Regions from separate parts of the Homo sapiens genome. Here region 2 is linked to region 1. Evidence: read pairs that join two places in POLR2A ChIA-PET (ENCODE). Cell type or tissue: GM12878. All regions are shown on one strand.

Region 1 (5,000 bases):
GATCCGCCCACCTTAGCCTCCCAAAGTGCTGGGAATACAGGCTTGAGCTACTATGCATGGCCTATTTATTTATTTATTTATTTTATTTTTTTTTTTTTTTTTTGAGACGGAGTCTCGCTCTGTCGCCCAGGCTGGAGTGCAGTGGCGGGATCTCGGCTCATTGCAAGCTCCGCCTCCCGGGTTCACGCCATTCTCCTGCCTCAGCCTCCCAAGTAGCTGGGACTACAGGCACCCGCCACTACGCCTGGCTAATTTTTTGTATTTTTAGTAGAGACGGGGTTTCACCGTTTTAGCCGGGATGGTCTCGATCTCCTGACCTCGTGATCCACCTGCCTCGGCCTCCCAAAGTGCTGGGATTACAGGCGTGAGCCACCGCGCCCGGCCTATTTATTTATTTTTGAGACAGTGTCTTACTCTGTTACCCAGGCCTGATATTTCCAACTTAAATTTAATATTATAGGCCGGGCGCAGCGGTTCACGCCTGTAATCCCAGCACCGTGAGAGGCCAAGGCAGGCGGATCACTTGAGGTCAGGAGTTCGAGACCAGCCTGGCCAAGAGGGTGAAACCCCATCTCTACTAAAAATACAAAATTAGCCAGGCATGGTGGCATGCGCCTGTAGTCCCAGCTACTTGGGAGGCTGAGGCAGGAGAATTGCTTGAACTAGGGAGGCAGAGGTTGCAGTGAGCCGAGATCGTACCACTGCACTCCAGCCTGGGAGACAGACCAAGACTATCTCAAAAAAATAAATAAATAAATTGGAAGTATCAAAGTGAACTCACATTTTTTCAAAAAATAGATTTCTTACCCCCATCTACTAAAAAGTTGTTTAAGACAATGACATCCTAGCAGCAATAAACACACCCAGTGCCCAGAGCTAAATTTCTTTTTTTAAAAACCAATGTTTTATTTTATTTATTTATTTATTTATTTTATTTAGAGATAGAGTCTTATTCTTATCACCCAAGCAGTGGTGTGATCATAGCTAACTGCAGCCTCAACCTCAGAGGTCAATTTCCTTTTTTTTTTTTTTTTTTTTTTTTCTGAGACGGAGTCTCACTCTGTCACCCAGGCTGGAGTGCAATGGTGTGATCTTGGCTCACACACAGGCTGGAGTGCAATGGTGTGATCTTGGCTCACACACAGGCTGGAGTGCAATGGCGCTATCTCGGCTCACTGCAACCTCCACCTCCCAGGCTCAAACAATTCTCCTGCCTCAGCCTCCTGAGTAGCTGAGACTACAAGTGCGTGCCACCACGCCTGGCTAATTTTTGTATTTTTCGTAGAGACAGGGTTTCACTATGTTGACCAGGCTTGTCTGGAACTCCTGACCTTCTGATCCACCTGCCTAGGCCTCCCAAAGTGCTGGGATTACAGGCGTGAGCCACCGTGCCCAGCTCAGAGGTCAATTTCTAAATACCCTTTCCTAATTAAAGAAACCAAGCCTTGGAGAACCAGCTGCGTCCAGGGTCTGGGATAAGAAAAGTAGAAAGTAAGTTTGGGGTTTCTAGTAGTGCCAGAAAACAAGAAAATGCTAAGGGACTAACAGGAATTGTCAAAAGAACAAAGGAGCTAGTTTAAACAGCATCCCACTGGACAAATTTGGGATAATTTTAGCACAAAATTAATAATAATGAATGGAATTGACTACACCACCACACTCAATAATCTTATTCCTAAGTGCACTTTAAAAGAATAAAAATGGGCCGGGCGCGGTGGCTCACCGCGCCTGTAATCCCAGCACTTTGGGAGGCCGAGATGGGCAGATCACGAGGCCAGGAGATCGAGACCATCCTGGCTAACAGGGTGAAACCCAGTCTCTACTAAAAAATACAAAAAAAATTAGCCGGGCGTGGTGGCGGGCGCCTGTAGTCCCAGCTCTCGGGAGGCCGAGGCAGGAGAATGGCGTGAACCTGAGAGGCAGAGCTTGCAGTGAGCCAAGATCGCACCACTGTGCTCCAGCCTGGGCGACAGAGGGAGACTCTGTATCAAAAATAATAATAATAAAAATGAAAGCTGTTCGTACAGAAGAACATCACCTAATATAACAGAATGACAAAACTAGAATATTACCATTTTTCCATCTCCAGAGTAATAACTGATTCAGGCAGGGATTATCAATGGATGCTAAATCATTAGGTAAATGATGTGGGGGGATAATAGGATATTGACACGTACCAGAGTATCCCCACAGATTATCTACTACTTGCACAAGGAAAAATACACCTTTATAATGGTGAGAGATGGAAGTCATTACCTTATCCAAGTGATACACGGAACAGTGGGACGACCTAGCTTTATGTGTCCCCCGATGTGATGCAATATGAAACACACGGCATTACCACTGAAACACTCTGCAAAAAAAATGTTTAATCTGAAGTCTAGACCTCATTTCCAGTTTACGGGAAATAGAAGAGAATACAAGAAACAAGTTAAACTCACCATGATAAAACAATGTGACTAAACCAGAATGTGGGACATTCTAAAAAACAACTGTTCGGAACTCTTAAAAATTAAACAAATAATGTTGTGAAGGGGAAAAATTTTTTTATTTTTTTGAGACGGAGTCTCGCTCTGTCTCCCAGGCTGGAGTGCAGTGGCTCGATCTCTGCTCACTGCAAGCTCTGCCTCCCGGGAAGAAGAAAGATTATCATGGAATCAAAGCAACTAAAGAGACATAAAAATAAAAAAGTAATGTGGATCCTGTCTGGAAAAATACTATAAGGGACATTTTTGGAACAACAAGAACATCTGAATATCTCTGGATATTAGATATTATAAAATTATTGCTAAATTAAATAAGTATATAAAACAAATGGGTTAACAATTAGTGAATACAGGTGGAAGGTATAATGTCCTCTCAACTTTTCATTATGTTAGAAAATTTTCTTAATAAAAAGCAGGGGCCGGGCGCTGTGGCTCATGCCTGTAATCCCAGCACTTTGGGAGGCTGAGGCGGGTGGATCACGAGGTCAGGAGATCGAGACCATCCTGGCTAACACGGTGAAACCCCGTCTCTATTAAAAAAATACAAAAAAATTAGCCGGGCGTGGTGGCGGGTGCCTGTAGTCCCAGCTACTCGGGAGGCTGAGGCAGGAGAATGGTGGGAACCCGGGAGGCAGAGCTTGCAGTGAGCAGAGATCGAGCCACTGCACTCCAGCCTGGGAGACAGAGCGAGACTCCGTCTCAAAAAAATTAAAAAATAAAAATAAATAAATAAATAAAAAGCAGGGACTGGGCCGGGCACAGTGGCACATGCCTATAATCCCAGCACTTTGGGAGGCCAAGGCAGGTGGATCACCTGAGGCCAGGAGTTCTCAACCAGCCTAACATGGTGAAACCCTGTCCCTACTAAATACAAAAAAAATTAGCTGAGCGTGGTGGCGCATGCATGTAATCCGAGCTGCTTGGGAGACTGAGACAGAAGAATCGCTTGTACCAGGGAGGCAGAGGTTGCAGTGAGCCGAGATTGTGCCATTGCACTCCAGCCTAGGCAACAAAAGCAAAACTCCATCTCAAAAAAAAAAAAAAGCTGGGACTTAGTTTCTTTAGGGCCCAAAAATAAGAACAAATAATTCAAGGATTCAGAGGCAAGAAGTCACAAGGACATAAGCAATTAAAAAGTGGGCCCTAGCCCAACGTGGTGGCTCACGCCTGTAATGTGAGCACTTTGGGAGGCCGAGGTGGACAGATCATGAGGTCAAGAGATCAAGATCATCTTGGCCAACATAGTGAAACCCCATGTCTACTAAAAATACAAAAATTAGCTGGGCGTGGTGACGCACACCTGTAGTCCCAGCTACTCGGGAGGCTGAGGCAGGAGAATCGCTTGAACCCTGGAGGCGGAGGTTGCAGTGAGCCGAGATCACGCCACTGCACTCCAGCCTGGCGACAGAGCAAGACTCTGTCTCAAAAAAATGAAAATAAAAAAAAAGTGGAACCTAATTCCCACACATTTCATTTCAATGGACTGAAAATACACACATACACACACAGAGAGACACAGACACACACAAAAAATATGGTTGTACCTTGCAGCAATACTATCTACTATAATGTAAGCAAATCACTTACCAGGGTGAAAACATAACCACTTTCAGTCTAGAGATAATAAAACAAACGCTCCATTGTTTTTGGCAAAGCATTCAAAGTCAAAGATTTTACCAAACAATTAAATGTCCAGTACTCTAGATTAGGAAATCAGGTGAACATAATCAGAATGCATTTTCCAGTGTTTTGTTTTGTTTTGTTTTTTGATTTAGGAGTCAGGAACATTCAGACACTCTGGAGAAATTTGGTTATTACAAAAATGCTATGAACTCAGTCTACTTTGATTCAAACCCTAGTCCTACCACTGTGTGACCTTGGGCAAATAACTTCATCTCTCTGAGACTCCTTTTTCTTACTGCTAAAATGAGGCTCATAAGAGCACCCACATGAGGGTACTCTCCCACTTGAAGACAGGTAGTCTCCCTCTCAGTGTGGCAGGGCTTTTATGGGTTCAGAATGGGGAATGTATGCTGATTGGTTTGTGCATATAACAAAAAGGCTAAAACAAAGGCGTCACTCAAAGGTGGGCATGACAGTGTAAAAAACCAATCAGGGAAGAGTAAATACATGTAAAACAGGTGAAGGGTGGGGATCAATCAGAGGAAACCTTGCCGAACTGGAAGAGAGGTTCTCAATCCAGTCCGTGGATTTACCCAGGACTTGTAGCTTGGCTTTCAGGCTTTAAACTGTCTTTGGAGGCCAGGCACAGTGGCTCATGCCTATAATCCCAGCACTTTGGGAGGCGGAGGCGGGCAGATCACCTGAGGTCACGAGTTTGAGACCAGCCTGGCCAACATAATGAAACCCCATCTCTACTAGAAATACAAAAATTAGCTGGGTGTGGTGGCACCTGCCTGTAGTCCCAGCTACTTGGGAGGCTGAAGCAGAAGAATCGCTTGAACTCAGGAGGCGGAGGTTGCAGTGAGCTGAGATCGCGCCACTGCACTCCAG
Region 2 (5,000 bases), 98 kb before region 1:
TGAACAGTTCATGCCTTCTAAATACCAAAACTTTATCCTCTCTACTCTACAACAAAACTCCTTAAGATGTCAATCCTCCCTGTCCAAACTTCTCCCTTCACAGTTTTTCCTAATTACATTCTAAAAAGCTTCCCACCTACCACTCTACTGAGATCAGTTTTCAAAATTAATAGCTTCACCATTGAAAAATCCAGTCATTGCTGGGTGCGGTGGCTCACGCCTGTAATCCCAGCACTTTGGGAGGCCCAGGCGGGCAGATCACAAGGTCAGGAGTTCAAGACCAGCCTGACCAACATGGTGAAACCCCGTCTCTCTAAAAATACAAAAATTAGCTGGGTCTGGTGGTGTGTGCCTGTAATCCCAGCTACTCAGGAGGCTGAGGCAGGAGAATCGCTTGAACACGGGAGGCGGAGGCTGCAGTGAGCCGAGATCATGTCATTGCACTCCAGCCTGGCGACAGAGCGAGACTCCATCTCAAAGAAAAAAAAAAAAAAGAAAGAAAGAAAAATTCAGTCGTAGCCGGGCACGGTGGCTCATGCCTGTAATCCCAGCACTTTGGGAGGCCAAGGCAGGTGAATCACCTGAGGTCAGGAGCTTGAGATCAGCCTGGCCCACATGGCAAAACCCCGTCTCTACTAAAAATATAAAAATTAGTCAGGCGTGGTGGCAGATGCCTGTAATCCCAGCTACTTGGGAGGCTGAGGCAGAAGAATTGCTCGAATCGGGGAGGCGGAGGTTGCAGTGAGCCCAGATCGCACCATTGCACTCCAGCCTGGGTGACAGAGTGGGAATCTGTCTCCAAAACAAACAAACAAAAAAATCCAGTCGTTTCTTCTTCTCTTACCAAATATATTTATAGGATTTCAAGTAATTCACCATGCCTTACTTTTTAGATATCAACAAGAGTTTATACGTACATATATCCTATGACCTTGCCATCCACTACAACATATTCATTCAAGAGAAAGCATCACTTACGTCCACATAGAGACTTATACATGAAGACTCATAGCAGTTTTAGTTGTAATCGCCCCAAACTGAAAACTGCCCAAATGTCCATCAAGTGAATGTACAAATAATTCATGATGTATCCACACAATGGAAGACTTTTCAGCAATAAAGGTAGGAACAGCAGGCCGGGCGCAGTGGCTCATGCCGGTAATCCCAGCACTTTGGGAGGCCAAGGCGGGCGGATCACGAGGTCAGGAGATTGAGACCATCCTGGCTAACATGGTAAAACCCTGTCTCTACTAAAAATACAGAAAAAATTAGCCGGGCGTGGTAGCGGGCGCCTGTAGTCCCAGCTACTGGGGAGGCTGAGGCAGGAGAATGGCGTGAACCCAGGAGGCGGAGCTTGCAGTGAGCTGAGGTCTGGCCACTGCACTCCAGCCTGGGCGACAGTGCAAGACTCCGTCTCAAAAAATAAAAATAGAAAAAAAGGTACGAACAGCAACATAAGTGAATCTCAAAGTATGCTGGGTGAAAGGAGCCAGACAAAACAAGTGCGCACTGCAGGATTCCATTTCTACAATAGTCTGCAAAATGAAAACAAACCATCTGGGCATGCTGGCTCACTCCCAGCACTTTGGGAGGCCAAGGTAGGCAGATCAGCTGGGGTCAGGAGTTCAAGACCAGCATGACCAATACGATAAAACCCCATCTGTACTAAAAATACAAAAATTAGCTGGGTGTGGTGGCTCATGCCTGTAATCCCAGCTACTTGGGAGGCTGAGGCAGGAGAATCGCTTGAGCCCAGGAGGCAGAGGTTGTAGTGAGTTGAGATCGTGCCACTTCACTCCAGCCTGGGCAACACAGCGACTCCATCTCGGGGGGGAAGAAAAAAGAGAGAAAACACACCACAAGTAACAGTAAGCAGAATAGTGGTTGCCTGGAGCTCAGGGGGAGGGGAGAGGTGGGAAGGAGGAACTAAAAAGGGGCATGAGGAAAGTTTGGGAGGGAATGGAATATGTTTACTATCTTGATTGTGGTGATAGTTGGGTATAAACATATGTCAAATCTCACCAATTATACCATTTAAATATGTGTAGTTCATTGTACAATTAAGTCTCGATACAGCTGTAAAGAAAAACAACCAATTCAGTTGCATTTAGTACATTCACAATGTTGTACGACCACTTTGATATAGTTCTAAGAACATTTCCATCACTCCAAAGTAAAACCCTTTACCATTAAGCAGCATTTCCCCTCCCCTAAGCCCTTCCCCTCAGCCCCACCAACCTGCATCTGACTCCATGGGCTTATCTACTCTGGATATCTCATAAATATGGAACCATACAATATGTGACCTTTTGTGTCTGGTTTCTTTCATTTAGCATGATGTTTTCAAGGATATCAGGATTTTTAAAACTTTCCAAGTGATTCTGATATGGAATCAAGATATCCACAAAGCAGGTGTGAGGCAGGGTAGACAATCAGATTCCATTTTAACTAAGCACTTGTGTGCAAGGAAACCACAAATATCTCATTTAATCCTTACAACAACTTGTGTGTATATCATTCCCATTTTACAGGCCGGGAAACTGAAGCTCAGAGAGGTGAAATCACCCACCTGACATCACATAGGTATTTAAAAGCAAATTGGTCTGACTCTCCAGCACCATGTCTCCTCTGCAACCCAGGCCCCTCTCCCAAATTAGCACTTGGTAACCATCAGAAAGGAAGAGTGGGCTGTGCCTACTGGCTGGCAAGCCTGGAATCTATAGGCAGAGTTGATCTACTGGCTAGAGAACATAGGACTTAAGGGTATTTGAGCTCCTTAACTTTTAAAATACCCTGCAACTAGAAAGAAAGTCAACAAACATGAAAGCTGGAGAGAACTTAGACCAATTTGTAAAAGCACTCATTTTTAAAACCAAAAACCCAAGGCCCAAAGACAGCAGACTGGCAAAACATGGTCAGATGCCTTCTGAATTTCAAAAAAGCTATCAGTCATTTTTACTTTTCATTGATCCTGAGAACAGGGTCTTCCCCAAACATAAAAACAAAACTCATTTTTACACAGTTTGACTACCACCGTATTATTAGCCATGGTTTCAATTCATTTAGGCAACAGATACCATGCATATACTATGTTCCAGGCACATTCTAGGGAGGAGGGATATTGCAATGAACAAAGACAGATAACACCCCCTGTCCCTCACAGAGCTACATTCTATTCAGTTGGTGCAAAAGAATTGCTGTTTTTGCCACTGAAAGTCACAGCAAAAACCACAATTACTTTTGCACCAACCTAAAAAGCTGATGGGGCAGCAAACTATGAATAGGAGGGAATTTCCTCAACTGGATAAAGAACTTCTTTGCAGCCAACTTCATACTTAATGGTAAGAAATTGGATGCTTTCCCCTTAAGATCAGGAACAAAGCAAGGTGCCTCTCTCTCTACTCCTATTCAACATTTTACTGGAAATCTTAGCGAGTGGAATAAGCCAGAAAAGGAAATAAAAGCTCTACAGATTGAAATGGAAGAAATAACACTATCTTTGTTTGCAGATGATCTGTCTATGTAGAATATCCCAAAGAATTGATCAAAACAAAGACTGCCAGAACAGCACTTACAGCAAGGTTACAAGACACAAAGTTAATATACAACAATCTATTGCTTTTCTATATGCCAGCAATGAATAACTGGAATTTGAAATAAAGAAATAGCAAGGAGATCTGTATGGCTCCAATGGAACTGAAATTAGAATTAGGTTGAGTAAGGGAAAGAAGCAGATGGAGGCTAGCAGCAGAACATGATGAAGGGCCCTGTGAGGAAGTTGGCTTTTACTATGAGTGATTTAGGGAGCCACTGGAAGGATCTCAGCAAAGGAGGGATATTATCTGTTGTACCTTCACCCACACTCCTCCACAACACACACACAGACTGCTCCCTGATCCAGTTTTTATTTGTAAATTCAGGTTTTAGTGACCTCCAACTAAAGTAATTATACCCATCAGCTTAGTGAAATGCTAACAGAATTTATCTTGTCAGCAGCAGAACTGCCTGAAGCAGCAACATAATCTAGGTCCTAAATCCTTGAGACAGAGAGGGCAAGATGTAGAGGAAAACTGCCCAATGCTAGGGCATACCTGGTTATCTGGCTAAAGATAGTGGTCATTTGTAAACTCCAGTGGCAGAACTTGCAGGCCCTAGAAAAGACACAGAGAATTGCCCAGCAAGGACTGAGCTAAGGCAGGTGAGTCCCTGAGGAACAGGAGTAGACAAGGTGACAACAGGCAGAAATCCCCAGACTGCCAGGTGCACAGGAAGTCTCCTGCAGGGAGGCACTCCTATCTCCCACTCCAGGGCCTGGGACAGGCACTCTTCCCTGGAATCATAAAAGACAGCAGAGCCTCAAAGTGAGAGTATGGGCTTCACAACAGATTCAAATCATGGCTCCACCACCTGCTAGAGCTGTAAATATTGGTTCAAATTAATCCATCTCATCTGCACCTTAGTTTCTAATCTATAAATTAGGCATTATAGATGCCTAATATGCCAACATTAGAGCATCCAAATTCTTAAAACAAGTACTTCCAGACCTAAAGAAAGACTTAGTCACATAATTTTAGTGGGGGACTTCAACACCCCTCTGACACAGCATTAGAAAGATCATCGAGGCAAAAAACAAAGAAATACTGGACTTAAATCCAGCAATGACAAACTATACATTCCACCCATCTGCAAATGGCAAATAATCTAAAATTGACCACATGCTTGGCCATAAACCAAGTATCAGTGAATTCAAATCATTGAAATCATATCAACCACACTCTGAGACCACAGTGGAATAACTGCATAAATTAGGCATAACAGCACCCACCTCAGAGGGTTTGTTCTGATAACTAAATAAGACAATACAAGTAACGAACTTGGAACAGCGCCCAGCACATGAAGTACTCAAATGTCAGCTGTTATTATCTTGCTTGCAATATTCTTTCCCTGGAAAGCAGTGCTGGTCGCTGGTCTGCTGTCAACTCTCTCTCTGGACAGCTTTA

Evidence for each region. Peaks named below come from ENCODE experiments on the same cell type or tissue, not always from the same donor. Only the 100,000 strongest peaks of a DNase experiment are listed, where the experiment ranks them.
Region 2: POLR2A ChIA-PET joins it to region 1 with 5 read pairs; 2 of 35 experiments call an interaction of 5 or more read pairs at or near these places.

Annotation. Positions count from the first base shown.
Region 1 is chr20:35,809,976-35,814,975 of GRCh38, reverse strand. The region is part of intron 2 of PHF20 (PHD finger protein 20); the gene reads right to left. Among named protein-coding and RNA genes, the nearest start is that of PHF20, 40 kb to the right of the region's middle. In GM12878, no CTCF peak of the experiment used is centred here; no DNase peak of the experiment used is centred here.
Region 2 is chr20:35,907,476-35,912,475 of GRCh38, reverse strand. All of the region lies in intron 10 of PHF20 (PHD finger protein 20), which reads right to left. Among named protein-coding and RNA genes, the nearest start is that of SCAND1, 45 kb to the left of the region's middle. In GM12878, no CTCF peak of the experiment used is centred here; a DNase peak (open chromatin) is centred at 3,035.